Regions from separate parts of the Mus musculus genome. Here all the other regions are linked to region 2. A link is a loop called in an ENCODE intact Hi-C map of the cell type or tissue named here. Cell type or tissue: left cerebral cortex. All regions are shown on one strand. Region 1 overlaps Pebp4 (phosphatidylethanolamine binding protein 4). Region 2 has its middle 2.7 kb from the start of Egr3. Region 3 overlaps Pebp4 (phosphatidylethanolamine binding protein 4). Region 4 holds the start of Gm41198 (a long non-coding RNA gene). Region 5 overlaps Pebp4 (phosphatidylethanolamine binding protein 4).

Evidence for each region. A loop is a pair of places that touch in the nucleus more often than their neighbours do. Peaks named below come from ENCODE experiments on the same cell type or tissue, not always from the same donor. Only the 100,000 strongest peaks of a DNase experiment are listed, where the experiment ranks them.
Region 1: a loop joins it to region 2, with 6 times the contacts of the local background. A loop is called at or near these places in 5 of 42 quality-filtered maps.
Region 3: it touches region 2 in a loop (2.7-fold over the local background); 19 of 42 quality-filtered maps call a loop at or near these places.
Region 4: it touches region 2 in a loop (10-fold over the local background); 6 of 42 quality-filtered maps call a loop at or near these places.
Region 5: a loop joins it to region 2, with 2.7 times the contacts of the local background. A loop is called at or near these places in 6 of 42 quality-filtered maps.

What each region holds. Positions count from the first base shown.
Region 1 is chr14:69,998,978-70,003,977 of GRCm38, forward strand. All of the region lies in intron 4 of Pebp4 (phosphatidylethanolamine binding protein 4), which reads left to right. Gm33524 (a long non-coding RNA gene) reads right to left here. Exons shown (of 4, transcript XR_383556.4): 4 at 232-920. Among named protein-coding and RNA genes, the nearest start is that of Gm41198, 6.2 kb to the left of the region's middle. In left cerebral cortex, a CTCF peak has its summit at 1,717; DNase peaks (open chromatin) are centred at 849, 1,800, 2,301, 2,930 and 2 more places; H3K27ac peaks cover 2,257 bases.
Region 2 is chr14:70,072,144-70,077,143 of GRCm38, forward strand. No RefSeq gene overlaps it. Among named protein-coding and RNA genes, the nearest start is that of Egr3, 2.7 kb to the right of the region's middle. In left cerebral cortex, CTCF peaks have their summits at 2,405 and 3,853 (motif pointing left); DNase peaks (open chromatin) are centred at 2,474, 2,850, 3,348, 3,680 and 2 more places; H3K4me3 peaks cover 3,000 bases; H3K27ac peaks cover 2,662 bases.
Region 3 is chr14:70,018,725-70,023,724 of GRCm38, forward strand. All of the region lies in intron 4 of Pebp4 (phosphatidylethanolamine binding protein 4), which reads left to right. All of the region lies in intron 3 of Gm33524 (a long non-coding RNA gene), which reads right to left. Among named protein-coding and RNA genes, the nearest start is that of Gm41198, 26 kb to the left of the region's middle. In left cerebral cortex, a CTCF peak has its summit at 2,915 (motif pointing right); DNase peaks (open chromatin) are centred at 2,679, 2,924, 3,757 and 4,699; H3K27ac peaks cover 1,391 bases.
Region 4 is chr14:69,992,034-69,997,033 of GRCm38, forward strand. All of the region lies in intron 4 of Pebp4 (phosphatidylethanolamine binding protein 4), which reads left to right. Gm41198 (a long non-coding RNA gene) reads right to left here and starts at 3,294. Exons shown (of 2, transcript XR_874787.1): 1 at 3,239-3,294. In left cerebral cortex, no CTCF peak of the experiment used is centred here; DNase peaks (open chromatin) are centred at 2,259, 2,999 and 3,724; H3K27ac peaks cover 3,373 bases.
Region 5 is chr14:69,982,147-69,987,146 of GRCm38, forward strand. All of the region lies in intron 4 of Pebp4 (phosphatidylethanolamine binding protein 4), which reads left to right. The region is part of intron 1 of Gm41198 (a long non-coding RNA gene); the gene reads right to left. Among named protein-coding and RNA genes, the nearest start is that of Gm41198, 11 kb to the right of the region's middle. In left cerebral cortex, a CTCF peak has its summit at 1,935; DNase peaks (open chromatin) are centred at 1,800, 2,089 and 3,653; H3K27ac peaks cover 1,155 bases.

The DNA.
Region 1 (5,000 bases), 73 kb before region 2:
GGGACAGCATGGCTGGACACGGTGGAGACAAAGGATGAGCTTCGCAGATGTCTCCGGGCTGTTACAGGGAGACCCTGTCCAATGTAGACCCAGCAGATGCCTGCCCATCTTCCTCACGATGTGACCCTCCCTCGGGGTCTTGGGGCTGGACAGCCAGCCTCCTCCCTGTCCATCCTCTCTGTCTCAAGCAATCCTCATCATCACCACCCACCCACCACTGCCCCAAGCCAGCACAAACCTTACCTGTGGCTTAAGGGATCCACTCCCACCTACCCAGTATGGTAGTCCTTCCTGAAATCATTCAGCCAGCCCAGCTAGTCTCCAACCATCCCGACTAAGAGAGGGCTTTCCCTCTGACAAAGTGCTCCTGAGAGGCAGGAACGTCCGCTGCCCGACTCCTATCACGTCTGAGGCGGAGTTTAGGAAAACACTCCCAACTCTGGACGGCTCATCTGTCTAGCTCGGAGGGTCAGGAGGGATATTATATCTATCACCAGCTCCTGTTTGAACACTTGTTTGGGGGGTGGGGGCTGTGGAACCTTTAGGGTAGGAAATGTGGATGGTATAGATGGCCCCTGGGTGCAGATTGCTTTAGGCCTAGCCTAGTCCCACTTACAACCAGAGCTCTCTGCTTTCCTGATCTGCCAAGATGTAAAAACCCCACCCCATCGACTCCTACCACCGACAGGCCCTCCCTGCCTCAATGGGGCTGTACCCTCTTAAGTATGAGCCAAAAGAAATCCTTCCTCCCTTAAAACAAAGGGCAGGGACCGTTCAGCTCATGTCTTGGGCAGCAAAAAGTGATGAGGAGGTGTGTGTTCCTCCCAGAGATGCTTTCCTTCGTCACTAAGTTCCTAGGGGAGGTGTTGATGTCATCTGTGAGATCCATAGAACACACAGCATCACATGTCACAGGTGCTCTGGAAAAGGAGAGTAGGAAGTGTCACAGCACTGTCCCTCCGTCTCACAGCCCACAGAGTGTCCCTCACAACCATGGATGAGGACTGCAGCTGAGTTCTGAGGGTCCTTGGCCTGTGTCTGGATACAGCCCAGTGCTGTCTCCCCAACATATCCCACAAACATCTGATTTGAGGAAGGTCTGTCTCTCTTCTTAATCATATAAGCCAATGTTACCAATTTAATATTCTCAAAGTAGACCTCTCTCACCCTCTCCAATTTATCTGCTCTTGACCTCCTCTGGTCCCCTCCACGTCTACTTGTTCTCCTGCCTCTACTTTAGCCCTCTCCTCTAAGCCACTACCCATACTTCACGTTCCTATCAAGTGAGGATCAAGGGACAAAGAGGATGCAGTGCCTAGTACAGGTCCCCCTCCTCTGTGTGACCCAGGCTCCTTGTCTTTGTGGGCATTGAACTTAGAACCCTGGCAGGGCATCTTCAGAGATGGTCTTGTCTTCCTCTGAGGCAGCTTCACCCCTCTTTTCCTACCTTATAAATGTGGGGGTGCTATAGAATAGGGTATGAAGAGAATGGTGGAGTAAAAGAAGGATGCAGCAGGGATGAAATAGAAAGACGAGAGCAAACAGAGAATAGGCCAGAGGCTGTCATTTGTATTCCTCCTTGGATGACTGTAAGTACCAGACTTCCTTCTCAGCTGCCCACTGGTGCCTCTGGCCCAGCCTGCTAATCTGCACAATGGCTTCCTCTGTAGCCTTCTTTTGCTATACCGGACCTCAGTGGTGCTATTCCCCGTTCTGCCCGACATTCATCCCATTGCGCCACCAGGCTTGCTTTCCTGTTACCCGTTACCAGCTATCCTAGTCGTGCCCACGTGCCACCCTTCAGGCAGGCATGAAGCCACTTACCAACCCCCTCCATATTCAGCAGGCTTCACACTGGGGCTGCTCGGAAGAGGAGGCGCTTGCTATCGCGGGATGACTCAACTAACATCTTGTGTATCTCGATCAGAAAAATACCCATCTGACAGTCTCTTTCTCCCCCACCCCCTTCTGTACCAGGGGAGCTGCTTTGCTTCCAAAGTGGCCGGGTTATCGGCGGCGGGGGGGGGGGGGGGTTAATCCTTTAGCAGAGTGAATTTGAGGTGATGGTGGTGGAACAAATGGAGAGATAAGCAACCTGAAGTGCAGGGGACTGACCAGGGGAGATGGATGTAAGATGGTGGGGTAGCAGTCTGAATAGATGACCAGCGTTTTGAGACTAAGAAGACAATCGTCAGGTTGGCCAACCATCCCCGTGGCCATGCTCACTGACCATCAAATGTCTCACATGTGGGCCCTCACTCAAACCTCCCCAGAGCCACATGATCTTACTATCAGAAGACAGACTCTTTTCTGGGTCAGCATAGATTGGGCTTTGTCGTCTACAAGCTATTTCTATTTGCTCCATTTCTTCTATGAGTAATAAGAGAACCGAGGAACGGGGGGAAAACAGCTCACAACAGTTTCTGGGGACCTGTGTAACCCCAAAGTGCCTCTGCATGACCCTCAAAACCAGCATCTTAGGGTTTACTTTACAGAGAAATCACTGTCCCACCTGAGGCTCCCCACATGCCTTTGCAGAATAGAAAGGGGAGGGGGTAGCTTGCCTAGGCTAGAGGGAGCTGCCATGTCTGCAGTATATGTCTCCTCCACATATATCAGAGACCATCCCAGGAGTGAGCGCAGACCACCCTGGCCATCCTAGCTGGGACAGATGCCCCAGTGGAACTCTACTGCCAGCATCCGGAAAAACCCCCAAGAGCCAAGGAATCGGGCAATCCTTCCTGCCCACTCAGAAATTCCGGAAGCCCTTCCAGCCGGGAACCCGCCTCCCCAACCTCTCTCTAGCTTCCTCTGTCTGTCTCCTTCTTGCGACTCCTGCGAGTGCACAGGAGGGTTGAGGGAAGCCCCGTGTGCCTGTGATGAACGGAGCTAATTTCTGGTTTGCTGGTATGCCGCAGAGACGCTGCCTCCATCCCCCTCCCTCCAGCAAACCCTCTCCCACACACAGACAAATAGGCTGCATATTTAATTGGAATTCCTCACACCTACAGGGTAAAGCCTTGTCAGTAGAAATAGAGCCCACAGCCAGCTGGCTTCCCCCATTCCACCCACCTTGTCTCTTAAAAAGAAATCCCCCCCCCCATACGTGAACACCACCCACAGGCCCTTGTAAGTCCCTCCCAGCATGGTTGTAAAGGAGGGATTGGTTGGCAAAGCTGCTTCTTGCCTGGGCTGCTACAGCTGGGGGCCCACCCAACAGAGACCACCCAGGAGCTTCTCCCCAATAGACAGACCCCAGTGGCAGCCTTCTGACTACCAACCTCGGGACCCCCATAACCAAAGCTCTTGAGGCCCCCAGAGTCACTGACGGATGCTGCCCAGATATTCAGGCTACTTGGTATATGAGACCAGGTGGGAGGAGGAGAGACAGACATGGACTGCTTCCAAAGCTAGAAAATTCCTTTTGAGTAGCCAGCCCTTGGAGCCAGTCTCTGATGGTACAGGTGGGAAACTGAGGCTGAGGAGACAAAACAAAGCACATTGCGTGGCTAACAATACAGAGTGGATTGAACCTTGGTCACCACCCCAGGGTGGTGCTACAGCCCCCACATTGCTCCCCGCCTTGTGAAGTCTCTCCCAGAATGCAGGAAGGAAGTGGCATACAGAGACAGAAAGAGTCACCGGGATCAGGAAGGAAAGCAGAGAAAAGATGAGAAGGCTCAGAAGGACAAGGGCCCCTAGCAGACCTGTAGAGGGAAGTGATAGTGGTCTGTTTCCATGAGCCAAGGCAGAGGTCTAGGGGCACAAAGCAGGCCATCAGAAGATAAAAGATGACAGGCTCCAGAGAGGCTGAGCTCCTCTGGGCAGCCTCAGGGATGCCCAGCCCAGAAACACAACTGAGCATCTTAGTAGGGACAAACAGATGAGGGATGCTCCTCCCTAACAGAAGTTCCAGAACGGGACCCTGTCACCAGCAGGCCTCATGGGACCTCGCCATTCAGACCAACAGTCTCAGCTGGCTTTGCAGCCTAGGTGCCTACAGAGGGTTTCCTATCTCTCTGTCTTGTCCCCGTGGGCCTCTTTCTTCCCTCCCTGGCTCAGGCTTAGCCTGGCACAGGCCCGAGCGCCAAACCGGAGTGTGTCAGTGAGTAGACAGCTGCCTAGGGGGCTCTGAAGAGCACTGTGACATCCTCGCTCCCCCACAAAATATCATCTCGGTTTGCCTGAAAGTTCACCATTAGTGACTCATTCCTTTGGGTTAAACATAGCCCTCCCTTCTCCAAGGCAGCTGCTTTGGGAAAGGAGAACTCATTGAGATCTCAGCATCCCGGTGTGAATGGGGAGACTCGAGATCTGGGAGACAGCCCAGAGGAAGGGAGGAAGTGGAAGCTGCGGAAAAGACGAAAAGGAGGAAGGAAGTTTATTGAAAAGGAAGAGGAGGCCAAAGAGAGAAGAGATGGGTCCAGCTTGAGCCATGGCTGTCCTACAGTGACTGTAGAAACCCAACCTCATTGATGCTCAGATTCACCGTGGGCTCCGACTCTCATAGGCACACATCTGTCTTCATCTGATCCTCGCAGCCTGGGGAGACTGTGTACCCCGTTTAAGAGATGAAGACACTACTGAAGCTTGTGGAGTTTGGAGAGCTTGTCAATCTAGCCGAGGAGCTGGAAAGCCAGGACCACACTTAGCACACGTCTGCAGAGCCACCAGCAGGCATTCAGAGAGCACCCTTCCTCCATCTCAGCATCCATCTCCCATCAGGGATGGGGGAGGTCCCCGGTAGAGAAACAAGAGGGACAAGGAAGAAACTGTACGAGAGGCTTGAAACAGACAAAGGAGGTACTGAGGCCCAGGCTGTAGTCCTGAAGCAGTCAACAGAGACCCAGTCAAGAGGAAGGCGGTGTGGGTAAAGGCAAAGACTCACTTATCTGCTGGTGTCAAATCTGGCACTAACATGGAGACCACCCTACCACACCCCCCTGTGACATCCTTCAGATGACACTTCAAGAGTCTCTGCCAGAGGGTCTTGGCTGACT
Region 2 (5,000 bases):
GCTTCATATCTTCAGGATACACTAGTAACACTTGTTAAGTAATTTTTCCCTCCAAATTTTGGGAAGTGAAGTCACACACTGATAATCCCAGCACTTGGGAGACAGAGACAAGAGTTCAAGGCCATTCTCAGCTAAACTCAAAAAAAAAAAAAAAAAAAAAAAAAAAGACTAGGGAGGTGACTTACAATGCTGCGTGCTGCCATCAAGATCTGAGTTCTGAGTTCAGCCCTCCAGCACCTGTGTAAAAGTGTGGCACATTGGCACGAAGCTGATATGCTAGTACTGAGAAACAGGAGGATTTCTGGGGCTCACTCTCTGGCTAGTCTTGCCCAACCAGTGAAATCCAGGTTTAATAAGACTCTATCTCAAAAAATAACATGGAGAGCAATTGAGAAACACACACACACACGTGTGCACACGAACACAGACACATACAAATAATATAACATATACACCAAAACAAAAAAAACAAAAACGAAACAAAAAAAAAAAAAAAAAAAACAGGCCTTGATCAGGCCACACAATACACAAGTACTCTCACCACTGAGCTATGTCCCAAATCCTAAATATTTTCACTTAAGATGCAAACTCCCTTGTGACTGGAACAATGAATGGCTCGGCAGTTCAGAGAACTGGCTGCTCTTGCAGAGGACCAGACTCTCAGCTCCCTCAGGGAGGCTCACAACTGTCTATAACTCCCTGGGACCTGATGGCTACTTAAGGCATCTGCACACATGAGGGCATAAGAGACAGCCATATACATAAAAACAAATAAATGTGAGCGCAAATGCCCTCTAAGACCCGGAAAGCTTTAAATGGCTAACATCCCAGGTTGAAATTATTTTAATGAGGGCAAGAAGGAACTCCTGGAAAACAGAAGACTTTAATAAAAAGGAAAACTGAAGCCCACAGACGCCTGGAACAGAGTCCAGGACAGAATTGCGCCTGCTACTGCAGTGGATTCCCAGGGCTACATATTCTTTATCCTCACCTAAACAGAAAACACCCGTTCCCCCTCCGTGGGAGACAGCAGCCTTGGCTCTTTTACTCGGGCCTGGCCTGCCTACCTTTCACCAGCTCCAGGGGAGGACTCCCTGAACCTGTGCCTACTAGTCCCCTGCAACTTCAGGGCTTAGGGTTTAGGTAATTAGGCTCTTGGCAATCTCTCTGGAGCCCGCCAATAAACCTGAAACAAACACCCTTAGCCCCTCTCCAGGAGGAAGAAAAGGAAACATTCAGGGAAGGGGAAACAGGGAAGGAGAAAAACTTTTTTTTCTACACTGAATTTCCCAGGGAACTGTAGAAATCTGCAAAACCGCCACAGTAAACATCCCTTGCTGCTGCAAATTCCTGGTTGTGCCTACTGTCACAGAGCCATAGCTTCCATGGTCATCATCCAGGGTGACAGAGGGCATTTGCTGGCACTACAACCTGAATAGAAAGTAGTCATTAAGGGTCTAGGCCTGTAGGCTCCTTTCGTGGCAACAAAAAGGCCCCAGATCCTCCACCCCTTCCTGGGAGCCACAGACACTCCAGGGTGTTAGAAAATGATTCAGGGACATTATAGCCTGCCTCCTTGTCACCACCAGCTGTTGAGATCTTAATTCATGTCTTGGCTCAGGCAGAAAGGGGACCATCCTTTAAGCATCCCCAGATTGACACAGGTATCAGGCTCCCCAAATAGTAATTTAGTTTTCTCTGTAAATAAATAGTATTTCTTTTACATGACAAGCTGGACGGGATGGCTTCCCCGACTGGGCACTTTTTAACCAGCTGCATTGTGTAAATGCATCCCCGGGGCACACAAGGAGTGTACTCATCATGCAGCAGGATGAGAGAGAATACAGTTTAATGATAGTCACTGCTATTTATTGAGCACTTGCTAGAGTTCTGGTATAGGTACTCTCTGAAAAATTCTCTGATTTAACTCTTCCTATGAGGTCTGTATTGTTAACACAATCAATAGATGGGACGCGCAGCAGTTTCCCATGTCAGAGTGAAGTGCTGATAAATATATTAAGTGAACTGAAATCTTCCATTCAATTAGAACTAGTAGGAAAGAGGCCGTCTTTCCGGTCTTATCTGGTAAGCAACAGGGTCCTGGTGCAAGCCAGCAGGCCCAGCTGAGTGCTTTCCCTCTTTGAAACAAGCTAACTATCCTCGAAAGTGTTTCCAGCCATCCCTGGAGAAGCAATAACTGACACTGGGACCGGAAAGCCTTCGAGTATCCCAAATGCTTCCACTATAGGCCCATATGGAAAAAGAACAGAACCCCCAGCTCCTTCTATGGAGAGAGCCCAACAGGTGGAAAAGTGGATGTTATCCTGGGTCCTTGCTAGTTGAGCTGGGCTGCCATAGGCCTTCCACTTCCTTCCCACCACCCTGTCAGGCTGATCTCTGCCTCACGCGGGGAGACACGGGCATTGCAGTCCATCTTAGACCTGCTGCTCGGTCCAGGGCCGAGAACCTCGCAGCAAGTCCAGGCAGAAGGCAGGAACCCACCGAGACACCCCGCCCCTCCCACCGCAGTCAGCCAGCCTCCCCTCGCACGCGCAGCAGGAAGCAATGCAGAGGCGTGCCCAAAGCTTGCGGGTACCCTAGGCACCCCTTCCCCTCCCCAATTGCCTGGCTCTCCAGCCAGAGGCCAGAGCTCGAGGCTAATTTTTCACGCACCCCCCCCCCCCCCGCCAGACCGCCTCTCTAGGTGACGCTACAGTCTGTGCGGTTCCTTTAAAGGCTGCGGGTTCCGTTCTTCCCTTTTCCACTGGATGCCAAAATATGCAAATCCGGGGACCGGAATCTGCAGCCAAATAGAGCAGGAGAAGGGGCGCGGCCGGCGCGTCACCGGATCCGCTCCTTGTATGGCTCTTCCCGGCTTGGCCCGCTGCCCCGCGACCCTCCCTGCAGCCGCGGAGGCCCCTCCCGCACCCAGCTAGGCTCACACCGCCGCCCACGCCCCTGACCAGCCGCTCCCCCCTCCAGGGATGGAGCCGGGGGCGGGAAGCGCTGCATGCCCTGATTCCGGCCGAAGCCCGGGACCGCTGCAGCGCGCAGTCTCCCCGCGCCGCGCGGGCGGAGGAGAACCCGGGGGCGCAAAGCCTCTAGAGCACAGGAATGGGTAGCCTGGAGGGAGAGGAGGTGGGGGTGGCAGAGATGGGGGCTCACGGGCGGCGGGAATCCCTCCTTCCCTAAGAGCTAGAGGAGATCCGGGGGAGTCTGGGCCCTTCCCACCCAATGTTCTCCTCCAAACTGAGGGGAGGGAAGAGGGAGTGAGGTTGTCATCCACCCCCATCACAATGCGCAGCTAGGGAGTTCCTCCCACGCGTCCCCCGGCCCCGCATGGACCTCCCACGGCGTGAGGCCCGGGGATCCTCTCTTCCTTCTTGTCAACACTCCCACTCCCCCTGAGAGATGCAAGTTCCCCCAACCCCGACTCTCCAGCGGGGGCCGCGGGATTCACCGCGCCCACGCGGCCACTGAGGAGGGAATCCTCCCCCGCCAACCCGGTGTGATTCGGGGTCGCGCCTCCGTGCTCCCTCCCTCTCCTCCCCCTCGCTCTCAGCCAGGCTGCGCGCTTCAGGAGCAGGCCTCGGGGAACACATCACCCACCCCCGGGATCCGCTGTCGAGGTGACAGCACCCTGGGTCGGCACAGGGGGCCGCCCTTGACTGCAAGGCACCCTCAGGCAGCAATGAGGACAACCCTGCGGGAGACAGAGAGTAGAGACTGGAGGAGACCGCCTTGGTGGCTTAGAATCTGTGGGTTTCACATCTTCCCGCAGTAACTCAGCCGCAAGCCCTTCGCCGGCTGCAGTAGATAGCGACTGTGCCCCGGCCTGCTGGGCCCTCCTGCCATCCTGTGGCCAAAGGGGTTTGCTTTAGAACCGTTAGGGAATTTATCTGGGAATTATTTGGTGCACGTGTTTTCTATCCCCTAAACTTCACTCTTTCCTAATCTCCACAACAACAACAACAACAACAAAACCCTCATACCCTCGCCCCTAAAAGTTCTTGCCCACTGCGCAACTAGCTAATCCGCTACACATTCCCGGGCCACTGCGCTCAACTGAGAGTCAGCGCGGGGTCAGGAACCCCAAGGGAGGGGCCGGGGCTGCGGGCGGTGAATCAGAATGATGTCCGCACGAAAGTTCTAAGTGTCCAAGAATAAGAAGCCTTAGGACATTAGAACCCCTTCCCCAAAGGAAAATACTTCATCTCTCCATCTGAATCCAGTCAAGGATAAGAAGGAAAGACAGAAGTTGTGTGGGGGAGCCTGGCTTGAAGCGGTCACCTCTCCCATTCCTAGACTGCTAAGGAACCTGTGTCCTGGTGTACTGAACTCTTTCTAAATGCTGGGAGTGCTGGAGACCAATTGCAAACAACTCCACTCCTCCAACGACTAAATTCTGTCTCTAATGCTGTCCTCAAATAAAAACCTACATGTTTAGTTACAGGGTTTTTCAACTGTGCACTGCGCATCGCGCGCTTTGCATTCGGCTTCGTCCCTCTTTCTTTTTTCTCTTCTCGCTTTCCTTCTTTCTAATCTAATTGACTTTTTTTTTTTTTTTTTTTTTTTTTTTAAAGAACGGAGAGCGGTGCGGGCGCTGCACGTTGGCTGCGGCCCGCTTCCTGCTTTCTAATGTTCCATTGTGAGGAGCTTCCATTGTGACGTCGCGCCCCTTCGGCTGGGCTTTGTCTGTCCATATATGGGCAGCTACGTCACGGAGCTTTCCCGGGGCTCAGATAAATAGACTGGTGGAGTTCCCTGGCTGGGAGCTTTTGGGCAGCAGTGAGCTAGCTAGGAAGCGGCGGGGCTGGTTGGTGGTGATAGCAGCGGCGGCGGCAGCAGCAGCAGAGGAGGTGGCGGCGGCAGCGGCGGCGGCGGCTGTGGCAGATCGGGGGGCGGGGGGGGTCGGCGGGCTCGTGTCTGTGAGATCAATACTGAAGCCGCGTCTGACCCCCTGGAGCCTAGATCACCCCCCCAGCCCAGCCCCCATCCCA
Region 3 (5,000 bases), 53 kb before region 2:
GAGAGAGGGAAAGAAGAGAGCGGAAAGGACAGGGAGGGAGGGAGAAAGGAGAGAGAGAATACAAAACTTAATATCTCAAAATTCTCAGAGCCTCAAGCTTCCTCAACCCCCACCCCACCCCCATCCCTGATCAGGCAATGCAGGAGGAAAGCCCCCTGCTCTGGCAACTCCCACAGCTGCAAATCGAGGGTCCTGGTCCATCAGTATGGCACAGGCAGGTTGGGAGGAGGGATGCTCGAGTAAGCCCAGCCCTGACACGGCACCTGGTACCCAAACGATGCTCAGTACAGGGTCCACTTGGGCATTAGTAAACAGCGTGGAGTGGGGTCTGAAAGAGGTTAAACGGAGTGTTCAAGGCACATGGCTACGCGAAGCTGGATGTCAGGCATTTCCTCTTTCCTCTTTCCGGTTTCCCACTTACCTTTACTCCAGTTAAACTGCAACCCACAGGACGCATCTGCCTGCCTTTGCAAGGCCTGCCTGGGAGTTAATGGCTTTGGTGTTTTTTTGGGTTTTTTGTTTTGTTTTTAAAGGGAGTGGTAAGCAAAGACACAAACACACAGAAAAGCTGTGAGCAACATCACCACCAAGTAGCCCACCAAAGCTCAGGCAAACTCTACCTGGGCCCTTCTAAAGTTTGCCATGAGGGAGGCTGCCCCGCGATGCTCACACACTGAGAATCGGGCATTGGGTACAATACACACACACACACACACACACACACACACACACACACACACAGAGAGAGAGAGAGAGAGAGAGAGAGAGAGAGAGAGAGAGAGAGAGAGAAAGAGAGAGAACAGCACAAAGGGCACAGGGAGAGAGCCAGACATGGGACCTGAGACATCAACTTGAGCAGTAGCCCACTCACTTCAAAGTCAATCTCTCTCTCTCTCTCTCTCTCTCTCTCTCTCTCTCTCTCTCACACACACACACACACACACACACACACACGGTGTCTAGCAGAGGAAATAGACTGGGGGAGAGGCGGGAGGGGTAGGGGGACAGCAGCTGTGTCCCTCTGTGCGGGCTTTCTGGTTAAGGATGAAACAGTTCACACAGTCTCCTTTGTGAGTTAGCATTCCCACTCTGTGTGAAAAAGCAGGGACAGATGAGTAACCGAGAGGTCACCCTACCAGGGTCTGCTGACCCAAAGGCCAGCTTTTGCCCATCACACCAGACTGCTCTGACCCCCCACCCCAGAGCCTCCAGGGAGGGAAGCAGGCGGGCAGGCAGGTTCCAAGGCTACCCCTGCTTTCCATAACACTTGAATTTCTGTGCATCTCAGATTTCCCTTTCCAACACCACTCCAACTCTCCTGGAGTTGTTTCAGCCTCTGAATCATTCCCTCCCCCCACCACACACACCAGGAGGAGCACCCCTCCCCCAATATTCAAGATCTGGGGGGGGGTGATTTTGATTCCTAACCATCAAGCTAAGTGACTGTACTAAAGGACAGAAAAGACCAACTTCAGTCCTGACTAGCTGTGTGACTGAGGGCGGGTCTCTGTGCCTCTCTGTGCCGGCCTTTGATTCCCTGGGAATCAGAAGTCAGAATCTCCACCACTCCCAGGTCTTAAGGGATCTGGGAGAGCGAATGAGGTCATGTCTATGAGCCGCCCAACGGAAGGAAGTCGAAGGACTAGCACAAGGCTGCATTATCTTCTGGAGTTGGCAGGGCCATTGCTGCAAAGTTGCTGGGACTGGGAATGTCTCAAGGGCCTCAGAACCAGTCCTGGGAATGCCACAGGGAAGTGGTGTGTCACGACAGAGCGGGGGGGGGGGGGGGGGGGGGCTCTGAGATGTGAGATCAAGTCCTAGCTCCGGTGGGTGCTTAACAGCTTCGGGAGACCACACGATCTCTTTCGGGCTCGGCTCTCTCACCTATAAAATGAGACTAACCCAAGCCCCGGATGATTCTTCGGTAAAGGAGTAAACAAAATGAGCCCTGGCATACAGTGGGCATACTTGCTGTGGCCAGTACCCTGGGACTGTCACAGAGAATAACTTGCCGTATCTCTCCGTGAGCTGTCTCCTCATATAAGCCAACACGTGCTGCTGTTTTCTGAAGCACAGCCTTCTGGGGTAGAAAGAGGGCTGAGTGCTCCACACGTCTGCTTTGGACCAAGAAAAGAAAGAACAACAGCGGTAAGCATAGGTCCCTAGAACAACAGCGGTGTGCATAGGTCCCTGGCATCATCCAGGAAGCCTGAAACGTACACAGCCAGGAGTCCAAGGTCAGAAGCCTTGGGGTGGCCCTTCCACCCTGAGTCACGGTGAGACTTGGCCACTGAGTTCTGAGCCCAACACTCTCAACCTTTGCAAGTCAAAGCTCTCAGCCTGGACGCCTGCTTTTCTTGGTCACTGTCACTCAAGAACAGATGACAGACCTCAGTGAGCTGTCAGGCAGACGGGTCTCCAGACAGATAGGCGAACTCTTGTTCTGTGGCCTCCTTTATAGATGCAGGGAAACACACAGTGGGAGTGGGGCTGGATGCTCGCCTCCCTAACTACCCAGATCTAGGTGACTTCCGGGCAGAGTTTACATTTGGGGAGCTGAGACCAGTGGAGAGGAAATCTATCCAGCAGAGGGTGTGAGGACCCGTCAGCGACTGGCTGAGCCCTCTGAAGCTAACAACAAGGCTGCAGAGCCAATCTGGCAGAGACTGTCTGAATTAGTCACCGGTTTTGATGAGGAGGTAAACCGATTACATAACAGTCTCTCTCTCTCTCTCTCTCTCTCTCTCTCTCTCTCTCTCTGTCCTCCAAAAGACTCTCCAGAGCCGGGGCTCTACTCTTTCCCTCTGGCCATGAAGGGGCTCAGGGCCAGGGAGGGTCACATACCAGAGCCCAGGGGCTAAGGTTTAGGCAGGAACCCTCCCCAGGCCTGCTCCAGCCCCACGGGGCCAGAAGGAGGCGCCCGCAGCTCACCTCCTGCCTGCAGCTTGCCACCCTGTTTCCAAAGCAATCCCACGCTAGTCTTGCAACCTGCTGGCTCTCAGGCTCTAGGTGTTAGCCTGGAAGATGCCCCAAACAAGGAGGTAGAGATTTCTCAGTTGCCAGAAACTCCTGGGCCCCTGAGTTATTCCAGGCCCCCTTCCCCTGCCAAATGTGTCATGATTCATTGTTACAAAAATGAATACCAATCGGCGCTGAGCCAGCACCGTTTGCTGTACCCCTGTGGAGGGACTGCAGAGGTAGGGGGGCACTGGAGGGCACACCTGTGCAGCAACAACAGCTGCTTGGAATCCAGATGCTTATCTTCTGGAAAGAGCAAACCTGGCAAACACAGGCTCGCGCCTCTGGCTCCGTGTCCTGTCATGAGTGAGATCTGGCCTCTAGGTAGAGGTCAAGTTCATTGGTTTCTAAGTGATGCCTAGGATGGGACCAGTGTGTATGACTGGGATCTTCCTGTAGCTTTGCTCACCTCCTGCACAAGGCTGCATAAAGAACAATATGTGTTTAACAATATGAATAATGGGTGATGATGAAGGTGATGACTGTGGTGATATCAGAACGGGGATATGAGTGTCCTGTTTAACCCCAAGTCCTAGGGACTTCAGCTCTGCCTGACTTCCTATTGGTGCTTCTGTTGCACTCACCAGACAACTGAGAAACCGAAGCAAGAGTCTGAGAAACTGTAGGAATCACACTGACCTCCTGACCCCACACAGGACTAAGCTCCATCAGTCCAGAAAGAGGAGTCACCATTACACAAGTGGAGGATGAGTTGAGCACTCAGCAAGTGACGTCAGCACCTCTTGAGTCTTCCTCCTTTTTTCTCAAGCCTGGGTGAAGGCAGAGTGCCCAGCCCAACCACACAGGAGACAGTAACAACCTTCAAAGGCTGCGTTCCCACCACCACCCTACCAGATTCCAAGATGGAAGAGTTTGGAGGGGTCTTGGGGGGTCCGCTAGTCTAGCCTCCCATTGTACAGATGAGAATGCAGAGGCTCAAAGAAAATGTGGGTGCCCAGCAAGAGTGGCCCCAGCCCAGTTTTATTCACACAGTGGAAACCAGAGAAGGTGGCAGAAGATAGATGCAGGGTAATCTCTCAGCTACCAAGCCGGCTGAGGTCTGTCTGACTACATGCCTCTCCAGCTCCAAACCAGACAGGCAACAGTTTTGAACAGAAGAACGGACAATCACCCCATGGAGGCCACACAGATGGCCGTGAGGACAAGTCAGTAGCTACAGTTTCTAGAACAATGAGCCTTTCCTCTCTGCCCTGCTCCTGAGAACTTAGCAAAAAAGGCTAACTTACCCCCTAAGCCTGAGGGTAAATTCCCCAGGAGAAGTCTGATCCTGCTTCTATCTCTCGAAGATCTCTCCCAGGTGTCTATTTGGGATAAGCTTCCTGGCAGAACCTGAAGCTAATTAGAGGAAATTTCATGCTAGTTTAGGCCACGAAACCATTTATTCATTCAACGAACTTCGGCTTTGCCCCTTGTCTCTACCCTCTCTCCATTGCTTAGCAACGTTCTTAGTTTCCATCTGAACACACACACACACACACACACACACACACACACACACTCCCCAGCTTCCAGCCCCAGCCTCTCTCTTGGCCTTTTTTTCTCCCATCATTTTCCCCATCTGGGACCCAAACCCAGCCCACACTCAGCAGAGAGGCTGTAGGAGGGGCCCTGCCAAACTCACTCCCAGACAGATGTGCTCTGTTCCCTGCACAGCTGTCCAGGCCTGTCCATCTGTGCTCACTTCCTGCCTCCCTGCTCCAGCCCCTCACACTTCCCACGCCAGGGTGGGAAAGTCTAGTCCAGATTTTCTTCTTCCCAATCCAAAAGCCGTCAAGTGGCCACTCGCACAGTGTAGCCGAGAGGCCTTGGTTCCTGCCCTCCCCAGGCCCCCAGGAAGAGCAATGGCCTAGGAGACTCCAGCAAGTCCGAATCTTTCCTGAACTTCCTCAACTTCAAAGCCCTGGCAGCTGCTCAGGACCCACCTGGCTCTAAAGTCCTCCCTCCCAGCATTCTTTGTTCAC
Region 4 (5,000 bases), 80 kb before region 2:
AGGCTTGTGCTAAATCAAGCTCCCGGCTGGCAGCACCCAAGCCTGGCACAGCTCCCAGGACGGGAGGTCGGGACGTTGGCAATGGGGTCAAAATTCAAAGCGAGGGAGAGCTGTCCTGGCCACTCCTCTGCCTCAGTTTCCCTAAAATCAAGGTGCCTGTTAGTGTATTTTAAACAGCCACAAGAGACCTGCACTGTGTCTTCCTGCTTATTTCCAGTGCGTTCTCCAGCTCTGGCTTCAACCCATCCTCCCATCCAAGCCTATAGTTTGAGTTTAGTATTGTGGTTCTCTTCCTGCATCTCCTCGTCCTCCACTAAGCTGTCCTATGTTCCCTCATCCCTCTCTGGCATCATTCTCCCCCGAACATCACTTTATGTTCAGTTCTGAGGACAGGGGTGCCAGGAACAAAAGGGAACTAGCCAACACAGGGTACTGCCGCATGCCAGAGACTATCTCTGCGACAGCCTAGAACTGATGCAATCCTCAGCCTGCTACAAATGTAGGCACTGAGACCTGGAGAGGTGACGCAGGGCCAGTGAGAGTCACCCTGGGCTTTCCTACAACCCTGATTCCAAGAAGCAGTTGGAAACCATCGCTTGTAATATGAACATTATTAGCATGTTAGCCTGATGCTCACTGAGATCCTGCTTAAAGAGCATAAACCTGGATAAATGAACGATGTCTGGCCTCACACTGAACACCTGTGCACCAACCCCAAGAAAGCTACTGGGAGCCTCTGAGGATACCAAAGAGGCTGTTGTTGGGGAGCCCTAGCCTTTGTGAAGGTTAACAGAGCAACCCTAAGTGTCAGTACAGAAGCCATAGCCAGGAAGAACTGGCCATGTGGAAATTGGGGGAAGTCTGTGTCATAGATACCTTCCAACTGGACAGGACAGCCATATCCATCACTCCTCAGAGGGACAGCAACATGAAAGAAATAACAAGAAACGACAAGAAAATAGCTGGATGTCCCTGCTTATCCTCAAGAAAAGACTGGGAAACAACAAAATATAAAGAGGAAAGGAAGTGAGGTTTGGGCCTGAGAATCTGGCTGCCCAAACGTAACCCACAGCAGCGGGAGGCCAGCTCACTTGGCCTCCCCGAGTGGCGCGTGGGGCTCTTTTTAGTGGAGAAGCCAGGTGTGCCCCTACGTGAAGCTGGTGCCTGAGATAGGGGACATCTCCTGGGACTCTCTCTACCAAGGGCCCTTCCCATGATCATGGCAGGGGGCTGGAAGACTAGCTCCTAAGATGTCACTGGATGCTGAGCTCCAGATGTGTGCAGATGTAGACTCCCTTCCTATGATACCCTGAAGCATTGCTGCTTCTGGAACTGGGCCAGCCTCTAGAGAACCTTCTAGAGAGCTAGCATCCCCAGTAGGAAACAAGTGGTGGCTTCTCCTTAGGGCAGTGCTTGACAACCTGTGGGTCACGCCCCCTTTGGGGGTCGAATGACCCTTTCATAGGGGTCACCTAAGACCACGAGAAAACAGTTATCTTTTACATCACAATTCATAATAGTAGCAAAATTACAGTTATGAAGTAGCCACAAAATGATTGACAGTTTGGGGCTCCCCACCACATGAGGAAATGTATTAAGCGGGTCACGGCATTGCAAAGGTTGAGAAGCGCTGCCCTAGAGAAACACACATTCAAACATCCTCAAGGTGTAGAGTTTTCTAACTCCTGCTCATCTGCCAACCTTTTGAAATCTGTTCACAGTTCCTATACATTCCCAAGACCTTTCCCCTAATTAACATCCCTCTGAGAGTGTGTGAGATTTTCCACATGTGGTCCATGAGCCCTGTGTGAAAACTGCTGTTCTCCAACACTGTCCGATGAATAAACTTGGGCAGTTTCACACTGCTCGAGGGTGAGGTCTAGATCTCATATTTTTTTAAGGAGGTGGACAACACTCAGCAAAGAGTAGGTATCCCACAAACGTGTGCTGAATGGAGGAGAAAAGGGATTCTATGCATTCTGCGAAACTGTACTACTTTGTTGTATAGTTGGTACAACTGCCCTTAATTCAGAACACCAAGTGCCTTGTATCACTACAGTCAGCAGTAAAGGGGTCGGTGGGATGGCCCACTGGGTAAAGGTGCTTGCTGCCAGTAAGCCCAGTGAAGATTGGGACCCAGGTGATAGGAGAGAACCAATTCCCACAGTTGTCCTCTGACCTCCACTTTCGTACCCTGACATGCATGAACCTGTAGTTACACATGCACGTGCATGTGCGCGCGCACACACAGACACACTCACACAGCAAGAGACAGCAGCAGAGACAGAGATTGTAAAAACTGCTTCAGCCTTTTATAAGGAAGTCGGGGAGGCTCACAAGGTCAGGCCTTCTGAATTCTCTGTCCTGTATTTCTTACCTCAAGAGAGACCCTACTGACACCCCAGGGAACCTCAAGTCTAATTTTCCCAAGCCACTGGGCACTGCTGTGTAACCAAGGCTGCCATGAGCAGTTTCAAGAGAGCCATCATGAAGGAAGCAGACCACACTCCACATCCTCTCCTTACCCAGACAGGAACGGTAGCAGGATACCCAGCCCTTCACCTGAGGTATAGCAGCAGAATGGCCTCTACAGTCCTCAAGTGCCCTGGGCCTTGTTGAGAGAGTCCCAGCTTTGTCACTTCACTGGGATTCTTAGCCTGCTTTCTCTCCCCAAGAGAAGAAGGATGAGAGCCAACCAAATCCAAGAGCCCATATGGGCATCTCCAGACATGGGTTGGGGGCCGTGGGCCTAAGCCAGGGGGTCCAGAATGAGGTCCGAGGTCGGGTACAAGAGTTTGGTCTCCCCAGATGTCTCTGGCAGCTGGGCCACCTGACATGCCAACTGAGGCAGGAGTGGCTGTGTGGGAGGCCTGGGTACAGGGGGAGGGAACTCCTACCCCCGCCCAGGCCTTGGAGCATTTGAAAGGCAAATGTGCTGGGTTGCCTAGGGAACAGGAGAAAAGGGACTTCCCTAGCACCGGTGACTAGTAAGGGATGGAGACGGGGAGCTGTGATGCTGAGAAAATTGTTTCCAAAAAAAAGTAAAACGCAGTGACTAAGCAGGCCTGGTTATGTAAAGCGATCCCTGAGGAAGTGTGGGGAAAAGCCTGGGACCCACCCCCGTGTCCCTCCTCCCCACTCCCAGCCCCGTGCCTGGGAGTTTCCACCAGCCCCGGCCCCCTCCGATTCTCCCGGAACTCCCAACTCCTCCACAGGACTGACAAGGGAGGCCGCCTACCTGCCAAGGGCAATACAGGAATGCTGTGGGCTAGGCAAAGAACCGGAAGAAGGATTGTCACGCCCCTCCCCCTGCCCTCCCCCTCCCCCAAGTGATGGCCCTGGGAACGCCCTTCCACAAGGCTCCGGAGGTCAGCCCAACGGGGGGCAAGGGGTTATTTATTTACCATTCCAGGGTAAAGGGCGTGCACTCAGAAGAGTGAAATACAGATTTGAACCCCAGCAAACATGTTTGCTAGCTGTGAGACTTTGCGTGGGCGGGGAGTTGGGGGGAGGGGGGGCGTTGTGGCTAGTTCGCAGAGAAGGTCGTTCATTTACCTGGGGATATAGGTAGGTGTCTTCCCCATAGGGTAGCTCACTAAGAGGACTTAAGGGCAGAGTGCCATGAGAGAGGTGCTTGCTCTAAGCCAGGAGAAGAATCACAGGGAATGTGAGTGCTTGGAACCTGAGAAGTATCCTCAACACTTGAGCATCCTCCACCCCGGTTTTCTCTAGCCCAAGGTTCCCAGCCACCCAGCAGACACACAGCAGGGTAGACCTGTGCCTTCAGGCCCAATAATTCCCACCCTGGAGAGCTACCTCACTTCCCAAAGGGATCCTCTCAAGAACATCTAAGGAGAATTTTGAGACCCTAAAAGGCTGATGAAATGTTACATAGGACCCCCAAAACCCTCACCCGGGGTTCAGGCAGGATCGCAAGTGCCCCTGTTCCCCATTCTATGTATTTTGCCATCTTATGAAAGCAGACTCCTCTGGACGAGTAGATTTTTGTTTAAGATTTATTTTATTTTTAAATCAAGCGTAGGTAGGGTTTAGGGGAGGGGTATGCGTCTATGAATGTAGATGTCCCAGGACTCTGGAGCGATCATACCCCTTGGTCCTAGAGCCACGGCCAGTTTGTAAGCTGCCTGAAGTGCGTGCTGGAAATCGAACTCTGGTTGTCTGGAAGAGCGTGAAGCCTTGGACAAGTGGATTTCGAGGCATGAGTTACCCTTGGCTTCACAAAGCTACAGGGAAAGTCTGGAAAACAAAGGTTTCTGCCCCAGTGAACTTGACCACAAGGAAGGAGACTATATTCTATTTCTTTCAGGTAAAAAAGACACGCCTGAAACTAGGACCAAGGGATCCAAGAACTCTAGCATCCAGGGACATCTGCCCCTGTGCAGTACCCAGCAGAGCTCCTTAAGGGCTCATTTATATGTGTCCCCTGTGGGCTAGTGTAAGGTTTGGTCCCTCTCATTTGCCCTCCCATGGAAAGGAAAGCAGCTACCGACTTTCCATGTCAAACGACAAATGCAGATAGGAGATTACCGGGAAGCTTTGGAGACCCCCCACTTCCCATGTGGTTTGGAGACCCAGGACTTCCCATGTGCTGAGTCCGCTGCTGCTTTCTTTAAAGTTCTGATCCCCTCACTTCTCTTGGATCCACTCTTCACAGGGTGTCCTGGGATGAAGGGACTGTCTCCAACTGGCCTGAGCTCTCAACAGAGACTAAGAGAGAAGGGCTGAGTTGGCTTTACAGAGCCTCGGTCCAGCTGGCTTCCCTGATACTGTGTCCTCCTCTGAGGACAGATCTCTTTTTACTCTGCTCCAGAGGAGGGTTCAAATCCAGCCTCTCTCAGATCTGGAGCGACAATTCAGTTTTCCATTGGGCCCCTCAACGCCTCTTACATTGGCTACTGAGCTTCAAGTACAAGCTGAATCTCTTTTCTTCAAGTCCTGGCTTTCCTGGCCCTCACGGTAGGAAGCCCAGGCCTGGGAAT
Region 5 (5,000 bases), 90 kb before region 2:
CCTAGCGGGGCTGCAGGAAGGGAAAAAAATGAGCAGCAGGTTAAATGCTCAGGACAGTGTCTGTCACAGTGGGCACTCAATACATTTTAGCAGTTATCAAACTACTTTAGCACTCAATAGAAAAACATTAGATTAAAAAAATAACAGCAAAGGCCATAAATAGGATAATTTGGGTGGGGGAGGGGATAGAACCCAGAGCCTTATGATTATTCCGCAAGCACCCTGATGCTGAACCACACCCACAGCCCAGAAATTTCTGTTAAAAGAAAAGCTTCATAAACCTATGAGAAATGAACATCTCTACACAAACAGTGAGAAATGCAGACCATACAAGAGATCGTCTGCCTTCCCGGCCCACGGTGACTATGGCCACTGGACTGGCAGAGCTTGAATGTGGCTTTGTATTAAAATTAACTAATACCCAGCATCTTTTCACATGTCGCCAGTGGGAGTGGAGTACGAACTGCCAATCACCCTCTTGTAATGTTGCTCGATGCATCAAACACCAAATGCCTTTACAATGTACACAGGCTTTCACCCAAGGCTCCTTTTAGAAATCTGTACAAAAATTATATTTAAAAAGTGATATCTAACAAAATAAAATCAGGCGTGTTAAGTACAGTAAATTACAGAGGGTGTGAACATCATATATCATCCACAGTATAGTTCACTGCCAGGTAGCTTATACTAGTTACAAAGTAGAATGTCCCAATACCAAAAAGAAATAAATAAATAAAAATTAGCCATGACCTGTTTACCCAGTGAGAGGACTGGCAGCTAATGGTGGCTTGTGGAACAGTATGCAGCCACTGAAATAAAGACAATATAAAGAGGATCTTGACAATTGCTACATGAAACGAAAAAGCAAATTAGAAGTTGGGGGCTGGGGCACAGCTCAGATGGTAGAGTTCTTCCTGGCATACACTGAGCCCTGGTTTGTGTTTCCAGCGCTACCTAAGCTAGATGTGGTGGTGTGTGCCTCTGATCTCGATGCTGGGGAGGGCGAGACAGGGGATCAGGCATTCAGGGTTATCAGCAACCGTGTAGCCAGTTAGAGACCAATCAGAGATGTACAGGTCTGGCCTTCAAAACAAAACCAATACAAGTTATTAGACAGATGTTGGACATAGTTGCTCATATCTGTAATCCCAACATGTGGGAAGCTGAGACAGGAGGATTCTAAACTCAAGGCTAGTCTGGGCTATATAGCGAGATAGGAAGAAAAGAAAGGAAAGAAGGAAGAAAGAAAGGAAGGGAGGGAGGGAGGGAGGGAGGGAGGGAGGGAGGGAGGGAGGGAGGGAGGGAGAAGGAGAAGGAGAAGAAGAGAAGAAGGAGGAGGAGGAGAAGGAGAAAAGGGAAGGGAAGGGAAAGAGAAGAGAAGAGAAGAGAAGAGAAGAGAAGAGAAGAGAAGAGAAGAGAAGAGAAGAGAAGAGAAGAGAAGAGAAGAGAGATAATCCATAATTAATCAGGGGCACTCAGGGAATATCTACAGGTACACTTGTAAAGGACACTGTTTCTGCCCCACAGGGTGACTTCAGCTCAGTAAAAATAATTAGATGGAACCTACCCCATTTGGGTGTATGGTAAAATATGCACAAGAGAAGAAACTGGAAAGTATACCCACCAACATGTTCCTAAGAGTCAAATCCAGGCAGCAGCTGTAGAATTGGAAGTGGTTTTTATGTTCTTCTTTGGGCTTAGATGTTTTTCCAAATATTATATAATATGTATTTTTATCACCATATTTTAAGTGCTGTCTAAAAAAAATTAAACTGCAGAGCAGAGCATATGACCATCACAGCTACAGGGGTGATGGGGAGGACTAGGAAAGGTCCCTGAGGCTTCCTTCAGGAGGCACGGAAGCCCTGAGAGCACCCTGCCCCCATGTCCCTGCCACCACCTCCCTTCTTATATCCTGCAGTGCCTCTGCCCTCCACCTGGGACTCCATTTGCAATTACAGGTGGCTCATCTGCCCTAAGACTCGGGGCTGAGAGTGCCCTACAGGCAGAGCCAGAATCCTGAAATCCTGACTGCTCTTTGAAAGGGTTACTGATACTTAAATAAGGCGAGGCATGTCAGGTACTGGATGAATCACACAGACACAGAGCGTCTAAGTCAGAAATGTTGGTTCTAACTGGGAAGAGCAAGGAAGGCCTTACAGAGGAGGAAGCTTGACAGCATGGGTGGAGTAGAACCTAAGTCACAATCCAGTATCATTGTCGGGCTAAAACGATGAAAGGTCCCCAAGGGATCTGGGGGAGCCGGCTCAGTCAGTATAAAGCCCTTGTTTTACAAGCATGAGGAACCGAGTTTAACACAGAAGCCATGTTTAAAAGGCTACGCATGACAGCACGCGTTCGCTTGTAATCGCACTGCAGATCCCTGGGGCTTGTGGCCAGCCAGCCTAACTTAACAGTTGCAGGCCAGTGAGAGACTGTCTTTAAAGATAAGGTCGATGGCACCTGAGAAACAGCACCCAAGATTGCCCCCTGGCCTATGCACATGCAAACGCAAACACACACACACACACACACACACAAAAGCATGTGCACATGCATACATGCACAAAACACAGGCCACCATAGAAATATCCCATCAACCCTGCCCGCGGCTGTTTCACTGACACTGCACCAAGCCCTAGCCTCGCAGCCTTGCAAGGTCATCAATGGCAAGGAGCCCTAACAACGCTGTTGCACTCGAAAGGGCAGGTCTGTATATAGGGACCACTGGTCTGTGATGTCACCCTCAGCCAGCTCACTCAATGACCTTCACGCATATTACCTTACATTTGTCGGCAATCCTTTATTAAGAATCCCATAAAATTAAACATCCATTCCCCAAGACTGAGGCTTTTTATTTTATTTTTATCTGACTTGCTCACTGTTCTATGCCTAAGGCCTGGGATGCTGTTTAATGAATTGTAAGCACTTATTAAATGTTTGTTATATAAATTAAATAGAACTTAAATATTGGCTTACAGGAGTCTCCGCCGTATTGCGTGTGTAGATGACGAATACATATGTATGTATACACAGTTCTGTAGCTGCCTTGTGAATATGCATTATATGTTTGTACATAAGACATGCAGAAACTCCAAAAGTGAATGTGCATACATGTGGATGTACACACACACATACACACACACACACACACACACACACACACGTGTGCCATTTCGGAAAATATCAAAAGGAGAAGCCTACAGCTTTCTCAGGAGTCAAGTGCATCCTTTGAGAATAGAATTCCAATAAAATAGATTTTGGATGGTGTCACAAATAAATTTGCCTTTCTAAAAGCTCCCAAATTAAAATTTGAGAGGCTTGAACATGAGGACGGGAGGCAATGAATAGATATGAATTTGCTTTATTTGTGCAGCATGGAAAATCTCACTGTACCATTTCAGGGAGAGGGAAGAAGAGCCGAGGTGAGGGAAGGGAGCCGCCGTAAGCCCGTCTGCTCAGGCTGCATTTTGTTGCAACTTGCATTCATGGGTCTGTCCAGAAGCCCAGTGGACACTCCAGCCCCATTGCACTCTCCCAACCCAGAAGCCCACACGATTCAGCTTCAGCCTCTCTCTGGAAGTGCACCGGCTGGGGTGGAGCCCAGTGCCTGAGGCTAAGGGTGTCTGTGAATTACCAGCTTAAGCGACTTTAACTCTTTTGGGCCTCTGGCCAACCAAAGGGTGCTGGCTGTCTCTATGTCCTCCCCCAACCACAGCAAAAGTGCTTTCTGTCACACTGATCCAGCATCTCAAAGCCCTGGGGGATCGTTGCATGTCCCAGGCGCTTGCAGATCTAAGTGCCTCGTGCTAAAGACTGTGTTTAAGGGTAATAGAAACAGTTTGATCTTTAAAGAACCCTGGATGCATAATATCTATACATAGTTCTTGAATTTTTATCCTAAAAACAATTAGCCAAAAAGCCCTTTTTATATGATATTTGCAACTACACTGACAGTAACAGCAATTAAACCCCGTCTGTTTGCTGAGAGGAGCCAACTCCCCCTTTCTCCAGAAGCCTGTAAAATGTACAAAGTGGGGACTGTACCAGCAAGCCCACAGAGATAGCTCAAGACCCTCCAAAGACAGGCCCAGCTGTGTTCTCCATAACCCCAAGTACCCCAAAATCTCAGACAGCATAGCAACCCAAGAATAGCCTTGGTATTTCCTTTTATATCTCCCCCTGACATTTATGACATCTTCTGGTCTACCCCTTCCCTGACCCTCTCCTCTGACCTCCTGTGTACCTTTCTGCCTCTCAGAAGGGCCTTCTACTTGCTATGGTCATGGTCAGTCCCAAAGGCTTCTGTGCTCTATTGACCCGGGATATTTTCAAGGAGAAACCGTGTCTGGGTCTGGGCCAGTGGCTATGATGAAAACATGCAGGAGAAGTCAGTACTTACAGTAACAAAAGAAGCCTTTGAGGTGTATGCAATAGAGACTGGGGTTCTAGGGCTGGGAGAGAGAGACGTGGGGTCTGGAGTGGGAGCTGAACTTGTACCTATCTTTCTACTGTCACCATCACCCATGAACACTGAGTATGGCCTAAACCCTCTCCAAATGCTATCCTGATTGGGAAAAGGTTCCCAAGCTCTTAATCTTTTTTATTTATTTTTAATCATTAAACACTTTTTTGAATAGCTGCTCTAATACAGAGAGCTCCTGGAAGCTTGCTAGCATGCCTCAAAGTAGCAAGTCTCAGGATTAGTGACAGACCCTGTCTCAAGGGAGTAAGTAAGGTGAGAGGTAACAGATAGGCCATCCAGTGTCCTCACCTGGCCCCTCTGTGCACTCATGAGCATGTGCAACTGCACACACATGCATTCATCACACATACACACACACACACACACACAGAGAGAGAGAGAGAGAGAGAGAGAGGGGGGGGGGGAGAGAGTGAGAGCGAGAGCGAGAGCGAGAGAGAGCAATGCAGCTTGGTCTAGTGGCACAGGCCTGTAATTCCAGTTAGTCAGAAGGCTGAGACAGGAAGAGGTCTGTGTG